Linked DNA regions of Mus musculus: region 1 is linked to region 2. Evidence: chromatin loops called from intact Hi-C (ENCODE). Cell type or tissue: heart. All regions are shown on one strand. Links, peaks and the distances in the headings refer to the core of each region. The heading gives the core; the rest is flanking DNA.

What was found. A loop is a pair of places that touch in the nucleus more often than their neighbours do. Peaks named below come from ENCODE experiments on the same cell type or tissue, not always from the same donor. Only the 100,000 strongest peaks of a DNase experiment are listed, where the experiment ranks them.
Region 1: it touches region 2 in a loop (8-fold over the local background); 2 of 42 quality-filtered maps call a loop at or near these places.

What each region holds. Positions count from the first base shown.
Region 1 is chrX:49,941,756-49,953,067 of GRCm38, reverse strand. It overlaps the pseudogene Gm15033. Among named protein-coding and RNA genes, the nearest start is that of Olfr1322, 61 kb to the right of the region's middle. In heart, for the core only: a CTCF peak has its summit at 5,201 (motif pointing right); no DNase peak of the experiment used is centred there.
Region 2 is chrX:49,372,472-49,383,783 of GRCm38, reverse strand. No RefSeq gene overlaps it. Among named protein-coding and RNA genes, the nearest start is that of Gm14696, 33 kb to the right of the region's middle. In heart, for the core only: a CTCF peak has its summit at 6,524 (motif pointing left); no DNase peak of the experiment used is centred there.

The DNA.
Region 1 (11,312 bases), core at 1,123-9,122, 570 kb before region 2:
TGGAGAAGGTCCCATGAGGTGCTGAGAAGAAGGTATATCCTTTTGTTTTAGGATAAAATGTTCTGTAGATATTTGTCAGGTCCATTTGTTTCATAACTTCTGTTAGTTTCACTGTGTCCCTGTTTAGTTTCTGTTTCCACGATCTGTCCTTTGAAGAAAGTGGTGTGTTGAAGTCTCCCACTATTATTGTGTGAGGTGCAATGTATGCTTTGAGCTTTACTAAAGTGTCTCTAATGAATGTGGCTGCCCTTGCATTTGGTGCGTAGATATTCAGAATTGAGAGTTCCTCTTGGAGGATTTTACCTTTGATGAGTATGAAGTGTCCCTCCTTGTCTTTTTTGATAACTTTGGGTTGGAAGTCGATTTTATCCGATATTAAAATGGCTACTCCAGCTTGTTTCTTCAGTCCATTTGCTTGGAAAATTGTTTTCCAGCCTTTCACTCTGAGGTAGTGTCTGTCTTTTTCCCTGAGATGGGTTTCCTGTAAGCAGCAGAATGTTGGGTCCTGTTTGTGTAGCCAGTCTGTTAGTCTATGTCTTTTTATTGGGGAATTGAGTCCATTGATATTAAGAGATATTAAGGAAAAGTAATTGTTGCTCCCTTTTATTTTTGTTGTTAGAGTTGGCATTCTGTTCTTGTGGCTGTCTTCTTTTTGGTTTGTTGAATGATTACTTTCTTGGTTGTTCTAGGGCGTGATTTCCGTCCTTGCATTGCTTCTTTTCTGTTATTATCCTTTGAAGGGCTGGATTTGTGGAAAGATATTGTGTGAACTTGGTTTTGTTGTGGAATACTTTGGTTTCTCCATGTATGGTAATTGAGAGTTTGGCCGGGTATAGTAGCCTGGGCTGGCATTTGTGTTCTCTTAGTGTCTGTATAACATCTGTCCAGGCTCTTCTGGCTTTCATAGTCTCTGGTGAAAAGTCTGGTGTAATTCTGATAGGCCTTCCTTTATATGTTACTTGACCTTTCTCCCTTACTGCTTTTAATATTCTATCTTTATTTAGTGCATTTGTTGTTCTGATTATTATGTGTCGGGAGGAATTTCTTTTCTGGTCCAGTCTATTTGGAGTTCTGTATGCTTCTTGTATGATCATGGGCATCTCTTTTTTTATGTTTGGGAAGTTTTCTTCTATTATTTTGTTGAAGATATTAGCTGGCCCTTTAAGTTGAAAATCTTCATTCTCATCAATTCCTATTATCCGTAGGTTTGGTCTTCTCATTGTGTCCTGGATTACCTGGATGTTTTGAGTTAGGATCCTTTTGCATTTTGTATTTTCTTTGACTGTTGTGTCGATGTTCTCTATGGAATCTTCTGCACCTGAGATTCTCTCTTCCATTTCTTGTATTCTGTTGCTGATGCTCGCATCTATGGTTCCAGATCTCTTTCCTAGGGTTTCTATCTCCAGCGTTGCCTCGCTTTGGGTTTTCTTTATTGTGTCTACTTCCCCTTTTAGTTCTAGTATGGTTTTGTTCATTTCCATCACCTGTTTGGCTGTGTTTTCCTGCTTTTCTTTAAGAGCCTGTAACTCTTTAGCAGTGCTCTCCTGTAAATCTTTAAGTGACTTATGAAAGTCCTTCTTGATGTCCTCTATCATCATCATGAGAAATGTTTTTAAATCTGGGTCTAGATTTTCGGTTGTGTTGGGGTGCCCAGGACTAGGTGGGGTGGGAGTGCTGCGTTCTGATGATGGTGAGTGGTCTTGATTTCTGTTAGTAGGATTCTTACGTTTGCCTTTCGCCATCTGGTAATCTCTGAAGCTAGCTGTTTTAGTTGTCACTGTTAAGAGCTTGTTCTTCAGGTGACTCTGTTAGCCTCTATGAGCAGACCTGGAGGTTAGCACTCTCCTTACTTTCAGTGGGCAGAGTATTCTCTGCAGGCAAGCTCTCTTCTTGCAAGGCAGGTACCCAGATATCTGGTGTTCGAACCAGACTCCTGGCAGAAGTTGTGTTCCACTCACTAGAGGTCTTAGGATCACGTGTGGAATCCTGTGTGGGCCCTTGCGGGTGTCAGGCAACTCAGCTGGCAAGGTAGCAGGGGCTCGAGTGGAGTGGAAGGGGTTTGTGCCCCAGATCAAGCCCGGGTAGCCTGCTTCCCTATGTACCGCAGTCTCAAGTTCCACGCGATTGGATTGGGGTAGGCGCTGTGTTCCACTCACCAGAGGTCTTAGGGTCCCGTGGGGAGTCCCGTGTGGGCCCTTGCGGGTGTTGGGCAAGACTCTGCTGGCAAGGTAGCCCGGGGCTCGAGTCTCGAGTCGAGCGGAAGGGACTTGTGCCCCAGATCAGGCCCGGGTAGCCTGCTTCCCTATGTACCGCAGTCTCAAGTTCCGCGCGATTGGATTGGGGCAGGCACTGTGATCCACTCACCAGAGGTCTTAGGGTCCCGTGGGGAGTCCCGTGTGGGCCCTTGCGGGTGTTGGGCAAGACTCTGCTGTCAAGGTAGCCCGGGGCTCGAGTCTCGAGTCGAGCGGAAGGGACTTGTGCCCCAGATCAGGCCCGGGTAGCCTGCTTCCCTATGTACCGCAGTCTCAAGTTCCGCGCGATTGGATTGGGGCAGGCACTGTGGTCCACTCACCAGAGGTCTTAGGGTCCCGTGGGGAGTCCCGTGTGGACCCTTGCGGGTGTTGGGCAAGACTCTGCTGGCAAGATAGCCCGGGGCTCGAGTCTCGAGTCGAGCGGAAGGGACTTGTGCCTGTTTTTATTTTATATCTGAGATTACAAGATAATCGCATCTCTCCTCTCCTTTTCTTTTTCACTAATTGTTTTTCCACACACACGTGTGTGTATATCTACATATAGATTCCTAAATATATAATCTGTTCAGCCCATATAATGTTCCTTGTAGCTATGTTTTCAGGGCTGAGCATTTGACAGCAATCAATTGGTGTGCTTTTCTCTGGGGAAAACCATCTCTTCCACTCCCAGCATTCCTCAATTATGCATAGTTCTTTGTATAGAGTTGAGGCTTTTCCCTGTCCATTTCGGCATTTCCATTGGTGTCAACCTTGTTCAACTCACATTTATTCAGTCATGTTGATGAGGCTTTATGGATGTGGTATCTGGCATTACTAGGAGACACAGTCTCACAGCAAATTCCATGATACCCTGGGTCTTACCGTCTTTCTGCCCCTCTTCAGCAATGATCCAGAGTCTTTGGTGCAGGAGTTGTGCTGTAGACACAGTTGTGGGACTGGGCTCCACAACTCTGTATTTTGGTTGTTTGTGGGTTTGTTTGATGTTTTCCACCTGTTGCAGAGAGAAATTTTGTTGATGCAGTGACAATTGCCCTTATCTGTGGGTATAAAAATATTTATCACTTGTTGTTAGGTATTAGGCTGGTTTAGTAAAGTGGTGGTTGTAGATTCTCAACCAATATTCATAAATTCACCAGGACTACAAAATTAAGTTTCTCATACCATACATAGCTGCCCTCAGGTCAAAAATTTTAAGAGGAAAATTAAATGGTGGAAAATGGAGGAAATGTTGGAAGAAAATTTCTTTTGCTCAAAGGAACTATAAATCTCTCATGATTAAAACAGTGGTCCTGGTACATGGATTGAAAAATTAGGTTCATAAATTAGGTTCATAGAGTAGAGACTATTGATAAATTAAGTTCATAGAGTAGAGAATATTCAAGGTCCTACTCAAGTGAAATGGAGAGCAGTGTAATGAAGACACTAGGAGAATTGGGGCATGAGAGATGGCTCAGTTGTTAAAAGCAATTGTTCTTTCAGAGACCCTAGTCTGACTTCCCCAAACCAGATGTCAGCTCTAAACCACCCATAGCTTCAGTTTCAGAGGATTCAACATCATCTTCTGAATCCTTAGACAACAGGCACATTGCTGTAATAGACTAATTGAAGCACATAAAATAAAATAAAGTAAATCTATTAAAATTCACATAACCTGGAAGCAAAATGAGCTTTTCTAGAGAGCTATAGTCCAGAAAACAAAAAAGGGATAAACTGATTAATTTAACTATACAAACTTTTCCACAAAAATATAATAGACACAGAAGTTGATTTTTTTTAAAAAAAATCTTCATTACAACTGGTGAGTATCAATCCAATATGATCAACAATTTGTTCTAAATAACAGTGGAATAAGTTAGTATGAGAGAATCTCTTACAAATAAACTGTAGAATGAATACATGCACATAGAGAAAATATAAGAAAAAAATATCACCTGAACATAATTAATAAACACGCAAAATACTGTCATATCTCACAAATGACGAGAGCAGTTTAAGTTAAAACAATCATGAGCTATCCTTTTCCTTCATCTTATCAGAAAAGAGGAGGAAAAGATAGAGACTTGGAACTAGTAGAAATGGACATTCATACCTTGGAGGTGGGATTATTCAATCCCTTTGCAGAACACAAGTCTGTAAGATCTAACAATATGAAAACAAGTATTTAAAATTTACCCTTGACTTAGTAATTTCCCGGTGGTATGCAAGTGTATACAAGTGCAAGGGTATTACTTACAGTGCTGCTTGTGTGAATGAAATATGGGATGAGGTTAAATGGGCCTCATAAGGGGATAGGTTAAATTAATGAGCCTGTATTTCTATGTTGAAATGATAACCAATAAAGGTAATAAAGGTGATTTAAATGTGCTGCAACAAAACTATTTACAATTTTAATTCTTTGAGGTTCATAAAGTACCCGTTGTACACAATGGTGTGTACATTGCAATCTCAATTTTGATGACAAAGACTACTTACATACATATTTCCATGCAAAGAGGAAGTTTGGCTTACATTGTACTTATTTGTACCCTGGAGGTTTTGTGTGAACTGCATGTATTAATTTTTCAATAAACAAACCTAATCTAAAAGCATACTTCTTATGAATTTATATTTGCTTATCTCATCTCTCATTTCTTCTCTTGTTCTTATCTCAAGGTCTCTTAGCCAGTTATCATTGTTTTCAGAGTGGAGCCTGCAGGGAGCTGATGATAACCTGTGACTTGCCTTCTTTCATAACACAGCCCAGCAATCAGCAATTCAATTTCCCTGTACCTGAAAGGCCCTCACTTGATGTTACCATCCAAGTATGTGGCATCTCTTAAATCACAAAACCTTAGGAGGAAGAATGAGTCCCTTCAGCCCTGTAGTTTAGAGAAGTTTGTATTGCTTTCAAGGTATCTGCCACACCAACAGTTTGGGGGTTCTTTTCTAACTGTCCAGCAGATGCCGCTCTCCTCAGTACTTATCCCCAGTGCTTGGGGCAATGTTCACTCTCACTTAAGTGCTGCTCAATGAAATTCAAGTTGCACCTCACTTTCTTGCACTGTGACTTTCATTATTACTTTATGCCTATGCAGAATTACTCTCTGAAATTGCTCTTTACTTTCATAAGAAGTACTATGCATCCCAGATCATATGTTAAGATAGAATTTTCAGTGCATTTACTTTTTAGTTTCCATGTACAACATGTTTCCCCCTCTGCATGCATATTTATATATATATATATAAAACTGATTACTTCAGTGTAGCTAATTAATGGTTCTTTTACCAACTCATTTTTGTGATGAAAAATCATAATGTTGATATTTTTCACGTTTCTCAAAAATACAACATACTATCACTAACTGCAGTCACCTAGCTGTACAATAGACATTCTGAAATGTATTAATCATGACTATAATTATGTATCTTTAATGACTTATATCATCCATCTCTCCCTGTATCTAATCATCAGCCTGTAGTAAATACTATAATACCCTCTATTATGGGATCATGTTTCCCAGTTTTACATATAAGTGAGATCATGTGGTATTTATCTATGACTGCCCTATTTCACCCAACACCTAACACCGCAGACATTTTCTCATGTCATCAAAGATGGGTGCTTAATTTTCCAATGATTGAATAATATTCTATTCCATTATGTAAAAATACCATTTATCTTTTTAGGACCATTAGGTGCATCATTAGGCTGAATTCATAATTTGGCTGTTACCAAATGTTAATAGTGCAATGATGAATATGGTCATGAAGATCATCTCTTAACATAATTGGTTTATACTACACACAGAAAGGGAGAGAGTCAGAGACAGACAAAGACAGAGACAGAGAGACAAACAGAGACAGTGGGAAAGAGGACAGACACCGGGAGAGACAGATACACACACACACACACACACACACACACACACACACAGAGAGAGAGAGAGAGAGAGAGAGAGAGAGAGAGAGAGAGAGAGAGAGAGAGAGAAATTAGTGAGTGAGGTTGTTGGATCATATAGTAATCACACATTTACAAACTATAATTGTCCTACTAGTTTAGAGTTTCATCATTAGTGTACAAAAACTTGGTTTTTCTACACAATTTTAGTAGTTCACCTTCTGTGCTTTTGACAATAGCCACACCAATAAGTTTGAGACAATATATCATTGATTGCATCATTGTAGTTTAGATTTTCACTTGCTTGATAACTAATGAAGTCAAACACTTTTCACGTCTGTTGCCTAGTTGGATCTCTTCTTTTGAGAAGTTTCTATGTACAACTTTTGCACTATTATAGAGATTTTTTTACTGGATTGTTTATATTTTCATATTGAACCAATGTCAGATTTTCTTTCTTTTTTTAAAAATATTTTTTATTACGTATTTTCCTCAATTACATTTCCAATGCTTTCCCAAAAGTCCCCTATACCCTCCCCCCGACTTCTCTACCCACCCATTCCCATTTTTTTGGCCCTGGCATTCCCCTGTACTGGGGCATATAAAGTTTGTGTGTCCAATGGCCCTCTCTTTCCAGTGATGGCCCACTAGGCCATCTTTTGATACATATGCAGCTATAGTCAAGAGCTTCAGGGTACTGGTTAGTTCAGAATGTTGTTCCACCTATAGGGTTGCAGATCCCTTTAGCATCTTGGGTACTTTCTCTAGCTCCTCCATTGGGAGCCCTGTGATCCATCCAATAGCTGACTGTGAGCATCCACTTCTGTGTTTGCCAGGCCCCGGCATAGTCTCACAAGAGACAGCTATATCTGGTACCTTTCAGCAAAATCTTGCTAGTGTATGCATTGGTGTCAGCGTTTGGAAGCTGATTATGGAGTGGATCCTTGGATATGGCAGTCTCTAGATGGTCCATTCTTTCGTCACAGCTCCAAACTTTGACTCTGTAACTCCTTCCATGGGTGTTTTGTTCTTTTACAAATATTTTTCTAATCCTACAGATTCTTTCTGCATATTTCATGCAATTCATACAAAAGCAATAATGACAATCTGTACAGAAATTTATATAGAATCACAAAGAATCCTCAAGTATGCAACACAATCTTGAGCAAAGAGAACAGAGTTGAAACACTGTTTAACATCAGATTGCAAAGATAAAATAACAAAACAACAAGGTACATTTGGTATATATGGAGCTATGCAGAACAATGAAATGGAACAGAGAACCCAGAAATAAATCTGTGCATTTCCAACTATTTGTTTGCTTGTTTTTTTTGTTTTGTTTTGTTTTGTTTTTATATAACAGTCTCTTAGTTTATTATAAACCAGCTTCATAAGCCAGAGGAAAAAAAGGACAGTGTATATACAGCCTTTTGGGAAGGAAACAGGCAAGAAGCTGAGGAGGACCAAGATGAGTCTAGGGCCTTGAAGGGCATATTTCCCAGGGAGGAAGCCCTGAAAGGGAAACCAGACAATCCAATGAGACTCCATAAACTGCATAACAAACAGGTCTGTTGAAACCTGACCCTGGGGAACTCTGAGCTTCCAACTGTGATGCTGTGAGAAGATCAAAGCAGACCTGGCATTCCTGGAGGAGGAGGTCATATCCCAGGAGGGGGCATGCCCATTGGAGTTCCTTGGCCAGGAGGGAGCCCCAGGGGAGGCCGCATGCCAGGAGGTTGGCCCATCATACCTGGAGTAGGGGACCCTGGACCCATAGATAGAGGAGGACCCCCACAACCAGGTCAGTACTGACTTGGGGCTCCTGCAATACTGGCTGTGGCTGTGGCTGCAGCTGCAATAGCTACAACAGTGCCTCTTCCTTGTGGGGTCATTACCTGTTGGGATGGCCCTCCAACATCTCAGACTGGCTCAGCAATTCCTGCAGGAGCCTGGGGCATGGGAACACCTGCTGGGATTCCTCTGCCAGCAGCCCTGCTGATGCTTGGTCCCCCAGGAGCTCCAACAAGTGGCCATGCCGGTGTCTTTGGGAGGAGGTCCTTCTACTGTTATGGAGACCAGGTTCTCCCTGCAAAGCAATACCAGACCAAGGACTTCACTTCCCTTTCTGCTTGTTTGGAGTTCTTTGGCTTGATCTTCACAAACTCATCACAGTCACACAGAATCAAATTCATGTGCTTGTCAAAGGCTTTGAAGGTCCCAATGAAGATCCGGCCATCTTGCAGGATGCACCTCATCCTGTAGTCAATGTTCTGCAACATCTTGCTGCTCTTGCCCACCATCATGGTGGCGGCTTGGATGGCTCAGATTCCCGCTGGATTCACTTCCACAGAGGCCTAGTTGCCAGCCAGCCCACTGGATTCCCACCCTGTTTGCTTGTTTTGACACAGATGCCAAGGACATATAATGAGGAACTGACTTCTAAAAAATTGTGTTATAAGAATTAGAAATCTATGTAAAGACCTTTATGTTTCACTATACCAAGAAATGATCTCAAATAGGGCTAATTATGGAACTGAGAGACAAAAGACCCACTTGTCTTAGAGGAAAACATGGGAAATGCTTCATGACATTGGTTGAGGGAAAGATTTTTTTGCATAAAATTGTTTCTTAGCGTAAAACAACGTAGGAAAGAACTGGCTGCTCTTGTCTAAATTATATTGATGTTTGATTCAAGTAAGAAGTACTCATTTTACTTAACTCTTGTAGATTTCTAGGTAAGGTATTTAAATATTCTGGGTCTCAATTTCTTCATTTATCTATAGATATTGATATCAACAATATAAGGCTTTTAAGTGCAAAGTGACCTTTACCCTATTATACTATTAGCCTAGGGTCTCCTCACTGTCATTTTCAATCTATGGCCCTAATCTCATGCAGAAACAGTACAGCAACAATGAGAGTAAGATCTAGAATAAAATTCAATGCATGCAAGATGTAGATTTTCTCTTTTTCTTGCCATTTGGTTTTCTTACCTTAGTTTCCCCCCTTCTCCCTTATTTGAAGACCTATTTGTGCTTTGATGACCACTTATAAACTTTGTGAAAATGGGATAGTCCCTGAAGTTTCTAGAGCCTCTTTTTTTCCCATCACTGGAAGGATTATTAGGAGGTTTCTATGGGATCATGTGTATGACTGTGTGGAGTGTCAAGTTGTAAAGTGCTATAACAAGGTGAGGTGTTCTTATTATATGGTCATGTAGAGTGAGATTTTAAAGAGAACAAAAACCTCTGGAGCCCCAGTGATTTATTTTGCAGCTCAGATTGATATGTCATTTTTAGTTGGTTTACAAGCCATACTTCCAGCTGTCATCCATCAGCACTTTGACCACAACCTGTTCTTGGCTGCCTGTCTGGCTAGAAATAGTTATTCCTTCTAACACAACCTGGTTTTCTCCAGACAAAACCCCTTCTTCCCAAGGACAGAAACTCTTCCACTGAGTATTCTCCTGATACACTCTTTCTTTTGAATCTTCCTCATTCTGTCTTGTCCATTTGTTTTTCTGATTCAGAGATGCTGAAATATGCATAAAATTCATTCATTCATAAACTCTGTAACTACATTGGACACTGACTCTATACCAGATCAAATAGCCAAATCTGAAGGATATAGAGCAGTAAATAATGTATCTCCAGACCTTAAAACCTGAATAGTTAAGTAATAGAGAGGCATGTAAACCAGTGGCTATATTTTAACTGATAGGTATAATAATATGAGTGTTTACAAGCTACAGTGACAACAGATTCAGGAATAGACTTTCTACAGGACATGTTGTTTAAGTTCTAAATAATGAGCCCTGTTGTGACAGACAAGAAAGGCAAGACTATTCTTTGAAGGGGATGGAAGTTATCAAAACATGTGTCATGAAACAAAACAGTATTTAGTGATTATATTGCAACAGAATGATTATCCAAAAAAATGAAGTGCAGGCTAGATTTCAAAATTCATAATATCCATTAAAAGGGATCCAGACAGAAAAGACCAAAAAGGTACGAGTATTTAAAAGGTGATAGATATAATCTGTTCACAACAGATACCAGGCATCAGAAATAACTGGGAAGCTTCGAAAATATGGTGTTTGAAGCAAGTGACTCATACAGAAGTGATTTGTATAAAAAAATTTTTAATACTTTAAAAGCTGTTCTCTGGTATTTCTAAGGCACATACAGGGATAAATCAAGAATGTAGAATTTCTAAACAATCATTTGAATGATAGTATGGATGGTCCCCTGGGCTTCCAGGAAGGGCAAGGCCAGAGTTGAACAGCCAACGAGAAATTATTGAGTCATTGTAATAGCCCAGACGAGATAAAACCCAAAATGTGTTTAAAAAAATAAACTGTTGAGGGGCATCTGGGTTCTTTCCAGCTTCTGGCTATTATAAATAAGGCTGCTATGAACATAGTAGAGCATGTGTCCTTCTTACCAGTTGGGGCATCTTCTGGATATATGCCCAAGAGAGGTATTGCTGGATCCTCCGGTAGTTCTATGTCCAATTTTCTGAGGAACCGCCAGACTGATTTCCAGAGTGGTTGTACAAGCCTGCAATCCCACCAACAATGGAGGAGTGTTCCTCTTTCTCCACATCCTCGCCAGCATCTGCTGTCACCTGAATTTTTTATTTTAGCCATTCTGACTGGTGTGAGGTAGAATCTCAGGGTTGTTTTGATTTGCATTTCCCTGAGGAATGGATACAGAAAATGTGGTACATCTACACAATGGAGTACTACTCAGCTATTAAAAAGAATGAATTTATGAAATTCCTAGCCAAATGGATGGACCTGGAGGGCATCATCCTGAGTGAGGTAACACATTCACAAAGGAACTCATACAATATGTACTCACTGATAAGTGGATATTAGCCCAAAACCTAGGATACCCAAGATATAAGATACAATTTGCTAAACACATGAAACTCAAGAAAAATGAAGACTGAAGTGTGGACACTATGCCCCTCCTTAGAAGTGGGAACAAAACACCCATGGAAGGAGTTACAGAGACAAAGTTTGGAGCTGAGACGAAAGGATGGACCATGTAGAGACTGCCATATCCAGGGATCCACCCCATAATCAGCTTCCAAACGCTGACACCATTGCATACGCTAGCAAGATTTTATCGAAAGGACCCAGATGTAGCTGTCTCTTATGAGACTATGCCAGGGCCTAG
Region 2 (11,312 bases), core at 1,726-9,725:
AACAGGTTAGTTGCCAATCTGTATTGGCTTCTTAAAGGCACAGAAGTTCCTGAGATTCAAACTTAAAGAATGTTAGAGGGTTTCTGTTCAGTCATTTTACTCAGTTCATGTAGAAACTGAAGCCAGTGGCCACACAAATTAGTATCTCCCAGGAAGGGTCACAATAAGCCAGTGGCTTTATCAACCCTGTGTCTCCCAAGAAAGACCACATAGAAAAGTAGCTGATGTTCCATCTTTTATCCCCACTCTTTGCTCAACCAAATCACTTCTTAAAATACTGAACTTGTGATAGGATTATGTGTTCTCACTGAAAACACACTTCATTCTCAGATGAGTAGCTTCTATCTACAGGCTGGAGATTTAAAGTTGCCAGCCTCAGGGGTCCAAAGAGGCAGCACATGCTAGACCTTCCCAGCACTGTGTTCAGCTGGCACATGGCCCTGAACTTTGAACCATGTACTCTTAGATTTCATTCTCTGGTTTATCTGTGCCCTATGCTAATACACCATACTTGTTTGCCTTGCCATGGGAGAGACATCTTTCCTATACAAAGAAATCTATTCTGACAAGTGACAAAGAATATATAGATCACTAGGCAACTGATAGATTTAAAGACAGACAGACACACATGGACTCGTAGTTGCAGCTCCACCACTTCCTAATCCTGATATATTAATCATATAGTTACTCTGATCCCAGTTGTATCCAACTATATAGAGACAGTATAGGTAATTTTCAAAATTGTCCAGATTGACTATTACCGATCTTGAGTTATATGCATTGCTAGGTATAAAGTAAGCACTTACTAAATGATATTCACTATTTTTGTCAGGTGAATAATCTGGACTAAGTTCTTTCTCCGGTCCAGCCATTAGGATCCTTATCATACTTCACCTGGAGATGAAAATATCCACTTGTTACCATTGTTATGATGATTAAACAAGATTATGATGGTAAGTTAACTACTGCAGGACTTAGCAAATTACAGTCAACCAATACTAGTTTTTCTATGAGTTACAACCAGAGACAACATACCCTGAGGTAGAGGTTAGCACAGAGCACCCGAGTCCCTAGATTCCCAGAAGCAGGATCTTGACATTCAATTAGAAGAGCTGATAACTGCAGCCCCATTGACATTGGGTTATTTATCTTAAAGACAGGAAGCTGATCAGAGCTTGCTGTGAGATTTTATCCAGTAACACCAGATTATTCAACACCAGTTCTTATCACCTCGATTTTCTACATTTCTCAGGTTCTCTGGAAGAGCATGTCAGTGTGGTTTGGAGCTAAACAGAGAAAAAGGAAGAGTAGAGTTGGCCCCACAGCTTGACCACAGCTGAGCACCTTGATTCTACTGCTTTGACAAAGGCAGCTTAGCCTGACCACTTCAGGGAGATGGATAGCACTCAGATCAGTGGCATTAATGGACATGTCCCTAGACAATGTTTAGATAACAGAGAATTGGTAGACATGGGTCACTGATACACACAATGAGGACATAGACACAGCATCAAAATATCCTCTTGGCAGATACAGAAAGGCTTCCCAGAGGAGAGTGCATTTGAGCCTGACTTTAGAAAAGAGATTCAATGGGTGAGAGCAGAAAAAGAAAACAGCACATACAAAAAGTGTGGAAAGTAAAATAGCATGCTATGATGGGAACCAGCATCAATAAGGCTTGAGTTTACCATGAGAAGAGGAAACACAGGATGAAGTAGGAAAAACATAGTCAGTTTCCTTGCAGTACAAAATTAAGAGAGTAGTCATGGAAACTGGGAGGCCTGAAGATGTTACTTGGGGATAGATTATTTGCCTAGCATACATACACGATTCTGGGTTTAATCACTACAAGGACTGGGGGTGAGAAGGGGCAGTTTAACTTTGGGGTGAGAGTATAGCTCAGCACTAAGATGATGTGCTAACATGCACAAGACCAGTTGTTCAAATTCCCGAACCAGTACAGGGGACTGAGGAGCCACTGAAAAGTTTTAAACTGGCACCCATAGGAAGACCAAAATCTCAACTAACCCGGAACCAGGGAGCTCCCAGAGACTGAGCCACCAACCAGGCAGCATACATAGGCTAGTCTGAGGACCTGGCAAATATGTAGCAGAGGTCTGCCTGGTCTAGCCTCAGTGGGAGAAGGTGCACCTAACCCTCAAGAGACTTGATGCCCCAGGGAAGGGAGTGGCCTGGTGGGGGAAAGCAACCTCTATGAGGTAAAAAGGAGGAATGGGTTGAGAAACTGTGGAGGGGGGTGGGGAATCAAGTTGGGGAGGGGTCAACGATGGGAATGTAAATTAAATAAATAGATAGATAGATAGATAGATAGATAGATAGATAGATAGATAGATAAATGGCAACTGACAGTGCTCAATCTCTTGATCAGATTCATATGACAGAAAGCTTGCATTGTGGAGAAATTGTTGTAGAAAATGTAAACACACTCAAAACAATGAGGGCGCCGTTGTAGTAGTCTGGATGAAGACAAGGACCTAGAGAGGAGAGGAGAGGAGAGGAGAGGAGAGGAGAGGAGAGGAGAGGAGAGGAGAGGAGAGGAGAGGAGAGGAGAGGAGAGGAGAGGAGACATGGAGCCAAGGGATTAAGGAAGAGAAACTAAAACATGATTATCTATTTAGTTCAGTGGTTGAAGAAAAATTAGGGGGAGTGAGGAGGACTCTGAAGTTAGAGTTTAAGAAACTAGGTTAAAGGTGATGTTGGAAACTGAGGTAAGGAACATAGGATGAAGAAGCAATGCATTATTGAAAGTTTTCCTTTGTTTTGTTTTGTTTTGGGGCATTAGGGATTAAACTCAGGTCCCCGTTAATAGTAGGCAAGGGTGCTGTCACTGTGCTGCATCGACAATCACTGGGTTATGATAAAGGGTATCTAGATGGAAATAGCAAAGGCTTTTCTTCATGCTAAGAACCGCATATTATTATTTACAAATTCAATCCTTAAAACAATGCTCTGAGTCTATATTTACTCCCATTACACAAATGAGGAAAGGAAGGAAGATTGATATACCAAGACTAGTCTCATTCCAGACTTCTGTACCAGGAGAAAAAGCCTTAGAAGAGTCTACTACAGGGCCTTTACATCCATCCTAGGAAGTATTGGTCATTGCCCCCTAAGTGCCACCCCAGTGCCTGAATTGTTGCTGTGGCAATTTCCAAAGTAATTTCCTAGGATGCTATTGGAGATGACCTTTGGAGATTGATCTAAGGGAGTATATTTCCAGCCTAGGACACTCAGAGCCAAATGTCTCCAAACAAGAGAGAAGACCCTCACATGCTCTGACACCTGATCTAGATCACCAAGGCTTCATGAGCTATCATAGTGTATGTCATTTGATCATCTACACCTAGGTCCAATATCCATTCCTAGCAGCTAGTAGAAAAACAGCTATGAGCAGGCACCCCACCAGTGGAAAAGATATGCAGGTATGAACTTTTAGTACCTAGAAGAAGTACATCAGGAAAAACTTAAGTGCAGCATCTTGCCCTTTTGTCTTTTCCCACTCTTGGATACTTCTCCATATAAGAGATAACCTTTCAACGATTACTCCCAGAACGGTCTTTCTCACTTACATTCCTTATCTGCCTCCTATCGACCACTTCTATCCTCCAGGGGGTTTTCAAAGTCACTCTTAGACCTTGGTGGTTTTAATTAACCAAGTGGTTCGGTGCCATCAGCCTCCCTCCATCAATTTATTAGTCATTTCCTTCTTGTGCTCATTAATGAACATACTTAATAACACTGTTTCCATCCCCAAGTCTCCAGAGCTTTCCCCAGCCCTCCCCACAATGCCTTTCTCCTTGCCAGGAACTGCTGGACATTTGTCTCTTGACCCCTTTCTTCTGTACCAGCTTGAAATCCATAAATATGAGCTTACTCTCCAGGGTTAGTGAGAAATCTCTGGGTACATGTGTAGGCATGGGGATGCATATGCATGCAGAGAGAGGCAGAAGGAGGATCCTGAAAGAAGACACAGAGAAGCAACATGGAAATGGAAGCTAATGAAAACATTTTCTTTAATTGAGTTTTTACCCATAGGACTCCTGAAAGACCAGTCAGTTGCATATGCTATTTATTATTGCCTCCCTTATCCTCAATGCACTCTCATTACTCCCTCTGTGCCTCCTCCATCCCAAAACCATGAATCAAAGACTTATAAAAAGACATGAGTGGGAGGGACCTTAAAGATCCACTGTAGCTCATATTCCTAATTGTAAAGACAAGGCCCAAAGGTTACCCAGTAATTGCTCACCTGGGGTCAACATAGGCGTTTCTTCTCCAGCTTCTCCAGTGGAAGAGTCCTCTCTACACAGCTCTGAGAAGCGGTAGGGAGTGAGGAGGATAGACTCGGGATCCGGGTTCTTTAGATTCAGAACTTAGCTCTGAAAGTCAACTGTGTTTCTTTGTTGGGGCTGAGATACCAAGTCACCACAAAACTGGCTGGATTAAATCAATGGGAGGTTATTCTCCCACTGATCAAGAAACCAGAGGTGGAAATAAAGGGATATGGAGGCTGAGGTGTTTTTGGAGGCTCCATGGAAGAAATTTTCCTCCGAACCTCTACTGGCTAATCTGCAAGTTTTGCACTGCTTGCCACACAGACATGGGGCTCGATTCTGCATCTCCATCTTCACATCACCTTCCCTGTGGTGTCTCTGAGCATCCATACTCCTTTGCTGAGATGCAGGATTTTGTGTCCACACTAAGGATTTCAAGACTCCTAGCTAATTTCATCTACAAAGACTTTTATTTTCCAATAAAGTCATAGTGTGAGGTGTGGGTGGACATGAGTTTTCAGGCAAGCTATCCAACTTACACCATAATCATGACACATCTCTGAGCCTCAGCTTCCCTCTCAGTTTAATGGAGACGATATTCCTTATCTTCCTTATGATGCAGTTCACAAGATGAGATAAGCTAACAGATGGTAAAGCATTCAAAACAATGCCTGGCATGTAGCATGTACAACACTGACATTTTAGCTTCACTCAGCCTTAAGCTGCATGCAGAAATCTGTCTCTAGTCTTTCCTTCTCTTTCTTTTTAAGCCATATGCCTTGGATTGAGAACACATAATAGGGACAAGGCAAAAAATGTGTGAAATGGACACATAGGGATGTTTAGGTATCACCAAGAAAAGCCATTCTCCACACATTCTTCCAGTGGCAGAGCTACAATTTTTCCAGCCTCTCGGGAGAACAAAGGAAATAGTGCGAAGGTTGCTGAAGCACAGAGGGTCAGGGCTTATCAACAATATTGGTGGAGGGCATTCCTAAGCCACACAGGGCTCACAGAGACCATGGATATATTAGACTCACTTATCTCTGTGGATGTGAATACACCAATCAGGGTGGGAAGAAAGAGGGAGAGGGCAGGCAAGCAGGCACCAGCTGCTGGTTGACCCGGTCAGTGAGTGCCAACAGATCTCTAAATACATCCTCCTAAAGGGTTCTGGGGACATTGCTAGCGGGGCTAAAAGAAACAGTCATGAAGTCCCTGATGGTTTCTCTCTTCAATTGGATATTGAAGCCCAAAGGATGCCCTTACTAGGAAAAGTGCCTGGCAGGGGCTGAGCCAGCTGCCCAGCTGTCTTCTAGGGCTCAGTTACGTTTCTCTGCCTCCCTACTGGGGAGGGATTTGCTTCTAGAGTTTGAGTAGAAGAAGCTTCTCTCTCTCTCTCTCTCTCTCTCTCTCTCTCTCTCTCTCTCTCTCTCTCTGTGTGTGTGTGTGTGTGTGTGTGTGTGTGTGTGCATACACATGCACGTGGGTGCTTGCACACTCTCGAGTGGGAGGGGGTGAAATGTACACAAGTCTCACTGTGTGGTATATATGTACCAGTTGGTTTGGAGAAGGGTTTTTCTCTGGGGCAGGAACACGTAATCTAGCCCTTCCTCTAAGAACAACTTCAGCAGGAGAGCTGGAATCCAAAATTAGCACACTGACCTGAAGCCTTAGCCTGAATACGTAAGGGTGTGCACATCAGGCACCCAGCCAGGATAGATACTGATACCGGGGAGAGGCACCAAGGAACCTCCAACTGGGTCACCCTTAGTGAGAATGCAGGTTTATGGAGCCTTCCCTTATTGTCATCCCCAGGACCATGTAATGTGATATGGGCCAACTGAGAGACAGTAGCTGGAATTTGGAGCTCAACTTATAACCAGATTCAATTGTTGGCTAGGACAAGGGCTCCTAAATAGCAAACATTTGCTGAACCTGTACCGGGTGCAGGCACTGTGTTAAACTCTTTAGAAACATTGACTTGTTTCTCAGATAGTTCTTAACAGCAGCCCCCTTTCCAGTAAAATGTTGAAGTTATATAGGAGCCGAAATAGAATCCACTCCCTTAAACATTAAGCTACACTGTCGTCAGAATCCGGTGAAAGTTAGAAGTTTGGTGTTCAGACAAACTTGGGGTTTCTGTTTACCTTAGTTCCGTTTCTACCTCGGTTTCCATTGTAATGTTTTGCTGCAGCAATAAAGTAAGGATTTTATGTAAGGTTGCGCCCCCTTGTGGATAGAGTGGTACAGCAAGTAAATAAGGGATTGGGGGGGGGTGCTTCGGGTTTTTTTTGTTTGTTTGTTTTTGCTGTTGTTGATTCCTTCCACATTTCTGTGCTGCAAGCTCCTGGTTGGGTCAAGCGCCCTTATTGCATCCTAGGGTATGTGCAGTCCCAGAGGGATGAGTCCCTAACATGTATCTAACTATAAACAGGGGTCTGGGGCAGCTAATGTGCTTTAAAACCAATGATGCAGAAAAAGAGTTGAGGGAAGAAACACAGAGGTTGAGCTCCGTATTTAATGAGAACCGAGAAACAAAGGGGGGAACATTTAGTCAGAAATCCATTAGGCTTCCACCACCTGTTGCCACAATAATCATTGTGTTCTTGGAAATCAATTAGTAAGTATTAAATAATAGTTGATGTTATGAACAGAAAGAGCTCTAAATTATGGAATCCCTACTAGGCTCCAGTGTGGCACAAATTACTCATTCTGCTTTGCAATTAAGGAAGCTGAACTTTAGAGGATTCAGACTAGTTGACTCTTCAATTTACCTGCTGCATATTCCTGAAAATGTCAGTCAACCTCTCTGTACCTCAGTTTTCTCATCATCAACTCCATGGGGTTATGTTTCAAGTAATTTATAATCCCTAATTCACATAAGTCTTTTAGAGCACTTAGTATACAGTTAGTACTTAATAAATGTTAGTTGTTCTCATCTATGAAATGAGGAGTTACCCCCTAAAAAAAGTCTCCTCAGAGTTCCTGACCACATATCAAATTGTCCTCTCGCCATCTTCAACTGAATGTGTCAATGACACTTGATGTACCCAAAAGCCAAACTTAGGAGCTCAGCCATTACAAAGTAGCTCTCTTCCACTTGTCTGCATGATTCCTGAAACAGAACCCCCATCCCAATGCTGTTCCTGCTCCTGCCTCTGGCTCAGTTCCCATATCCAAATTTATCAACAGTCCTAAAGTAATACAAGAAGTGGCTTCGTGTCAAGGTTAGGAACGAAGTCTGAACTATAAAACATGTATAAAAACAGGCTGAGGAACTAGTCACCTCTGCCTCTCAATCCCTTATCTGTAATATAGGACAATAATGGCATCTACCTGCTTAGACTGTTACAAGAATAAATAAATCTGTGCATAGAAATTTTATAAAACAGTATCAAGTATCTGGCAAGTCTTTTGTGCCTGTGAGGTGCTATTTTCATTAATATGACTATTTTGTGTTTTTATTTTGATGGCTGTAGCCTTGGCTTCCTCATTACTGTGCCTGTCCCTCCGTGTGTTTACTTCTGTAGGAAGCAGAATAGCAGGAAATGAATGTATGAAACGCTAGTGGTGAAATTTGGATGGTGAAGCTATAAATGACCTTAAATCAAACAGAAAAGCACAGATGGCTCAGACCCTCATCTATATTCCATATTTGTTAAAGGAGGCTGATGCAAACCTGGAACATAGCAAAAACCTGACATTTAGAGACAAAAGCTGGACCAGCTTTAAATGATCATTAGAGACGTTTGTTTAGCCACTCAAACTATGTTAGGTGCACCCCTACTGTGTGCTAGACACTGTAAAAATAAGTAGGTGAAACATCACCCTGCCTTCAAAAATTTTTTACAGTCTCAACAAACCACAGCAGAACAGTAGAGACTTCTAGTCTGGATCCAAGCATGACAGTCTGAGGCTCAGCTCCAGGCACTGCTCAGCACCAGCCCCCTCACTTTTGCAAGGAAACCCCTGGGAGGTTTCATCTCAGCCCCCATCACAATGGTAGTCATTAAGAAAATAAATGACAAATATTGATGAAGATGTGGACAAAAGAAAAGCCTTATACACTATTGGTAGAAGTGTAAATTAGTCCAGGTACAATAGAAATGAGCACAGACCTGTGTCAATAGAAAACTAGCACCAATCATACAGAGGGCCCAGCCATGCCTCTACTGGGTGTTTACCAAAGTTGACATATCACAGAGATACTTGCACATCAATGTTTGTTACAATGCTAGTAACCTGAGCTAAGCTATCAGAAAAACCTAGGTGTCCAATAGTTGAGGAACAGATAAGAAAAAGTGGTTTTCATGTACAACGGAAGTTGTTAGCCATGAAGAATAAAACCATGCTGTTTGCAGGAGAATGGATTCAACCGGAGATAATTGTATTGAGAGAAATGAGTCAGATGGAAAAGGCAAATGGTGTATGCTCCCTCTCATTTGTGGCTCCTAGGTTTTACATAGTCAAATATAACCATTCGTGGAGCTATTACATGAAACTAGAAGTGAAAATGTAGGGACACAAAGGGGCATAGAATGTGAAAATGGGAAGGAATCAGGGATAATGTTCACCAGACAATATATACTTGAGCAAGTTTTTAAAAAGAAAAATTTATAACCGAACAACAAAAAAGAAGACCTCACTTGGCTGCTTCACAAAATGCCGAAGGAGAAAATAGTAGCCCAAGATCTAGTTTCCTAGGCCAAGGGGCAAATTCTAGCCTCATCACATAGCAGGCATGTGACATTTTCTCTAGCTCCCTAGGCCTCTGCTGTTTCATCTTACAATAGAATTAATAGTACTTACCTCGTAGAACTGTGGAGGAGTAAAAGATCAACCATATAAAGCAATGAACATACTGTATAGCCTGAGTAAGACCAGTGTTCCTATTGGCCACTGTTCTTATCCCGCAAGTATACAGAAACAGGCTGAGAAGCAATGGGAAGAACCATGAAGACATGAAGGTGTACATATTTTTACAAAATGGAAGGATGTTCTCAAAGAAAAGCTCATGTTCTGTAATGCCCTAGTTAGGTTTCATCATTGCTTGATTAAACAGTGACCAAAACCAACTTAGGGAAGGAATCGGTTTATGTCATCTTACAACTCCCAGGAGAGCTGAGAATAGAACTCAAGGCTTGAACCTGGAGATAGAAACTGAAGCTGAGGTCATAGAGGAACCTGCTTCCTGACTTGTTCTCATGCCTTCCTGAGCCTGATTTCTTACACAATTCAGGACCTCCTACCCAGTGATGGCACCACCTTCAGGAATCTGGTCTCTTTCATGTCAATCAGCAATCAAGAAAATGTTCCTCGAAAGCTTCCCTACAGGCCAATCTGATAGAAACAATTCCTCAGTTTACATCTCTTTTTCCTAGAATTACTCTAGCCTATGTCAAGATGATAAGAACTAAATAGCCTATGTCAAAAAACTAAGTGCACAATCCAGGTTGATGACACAGTGCCCACCTCTGCTGTATCAGGGCTCACAGAAGGAAACAATGAACTAACATAGGATCTTAAGAAAAGAAAATTACATGGCCAGAGAGATGGCTCAGTTGGCAGAGGAACTTGATGACTTGATTTCTATTCCAAGAATCTACATGGTAAAAGGTGAGAATCAACTCTCACAGGTTGTCTTGCAGCCTTCAGTTACATGCTGTGGCACACACACATACACACACACACACACACACACACACACACACACACACACACACACACAAATAGGTAGGTAAGTAGGTGATAGATAGATACATAGATACATAGCTACATGGATAAATGGATAAATGTAAAGGGGGAAAGAAAATCAAAATGAGATTAGAGACCAGGAAGACATGTATCTTCTAGACTGGCACTTTTGATTTGTTTTGTATTTATTTATTTATTTATTTATTTATTTATTTATTTGAGGCGGTTTCATGTGTCCCAGGCTACCCTCAAATTTGCTATGTAGCTGAATAATCTTTAATTCCTGGTCTTTCTGTCTCTTCTTGCCAAGTACAGGATCACAGATGTGTGCAAGCATGCCCAGTGTATGTGGTGTTAGAGATCAAATCCAGGGCTTCATGAATGCTAGGCAAGCACTCTAAAAACTGAAGTACAGCTGCAGTCCTAAGACAAGCTTTCTAGGAGTGAAATGTTTGCCCTACCAAAGTGTGGTGTTCACACATGTCCTCATTAAGGAACAAGTGTCCCTAGACTGGGGTCTTGTCTTAGTTAGGGTTTTACTACTGTGAACAGACACCATGACCAAGGCAAGTCATTTAATTGGGGCTGGCTTACAGGTTCAGAGGTTCAGTCCATTATCTTCAAAGTGGGAGAATGGCAGTATCCAGGCAGGCATGGCGCAGGCAGAGCTGAGAGTTCTACATCTTCATTCAAAGGCTGCTAGTGGAAGACTGACTTCCAGGCAACTAGGGTGAGGATCTTATACCCACACCCAGAGTGACACACCCATTCCAACCAGGTCACACCTATTCCAACAGGGCCACACCTTCAGATGGTGCCACTCCCTGGTCCAAGGATATACAAACTATCAACTATCACAGGTCTCATGCCAGATAATCTGGATTTTAATACACCTTTGGTTGTAGAAATAAAATTGCATACTTTTTCCTTCTATTTTTCTACAACTGCTGTTTGGTGTGTGTGTGTGTGTGTGTGTGTGTACTTCCTAAGATCAGGTTGATGTGGGCCACTTTTCAGGTCTGCTACCTACTTGCTCTGTGACAAGTACAAGTGACTTAGGCACAGAATTGGAGTTGTTTCTGAGGAGAGAAGGACCTAAAAAGGAGTCTACAGATTCCCTGGCTCCTGATTGGAGGCATATCACGTGCTAGGTAGTGAACTAATGTGACTCTCAAGCTCATCACCCATATAATTGTTAGATTCATTAGAACTGCACTGTAACACACACATGAATTGTAACACGCGCATGCACACACACACACACACACACACACACACACTGATTTTGGCTTTACTGGGACTCAAAAAAATCAGACTGTA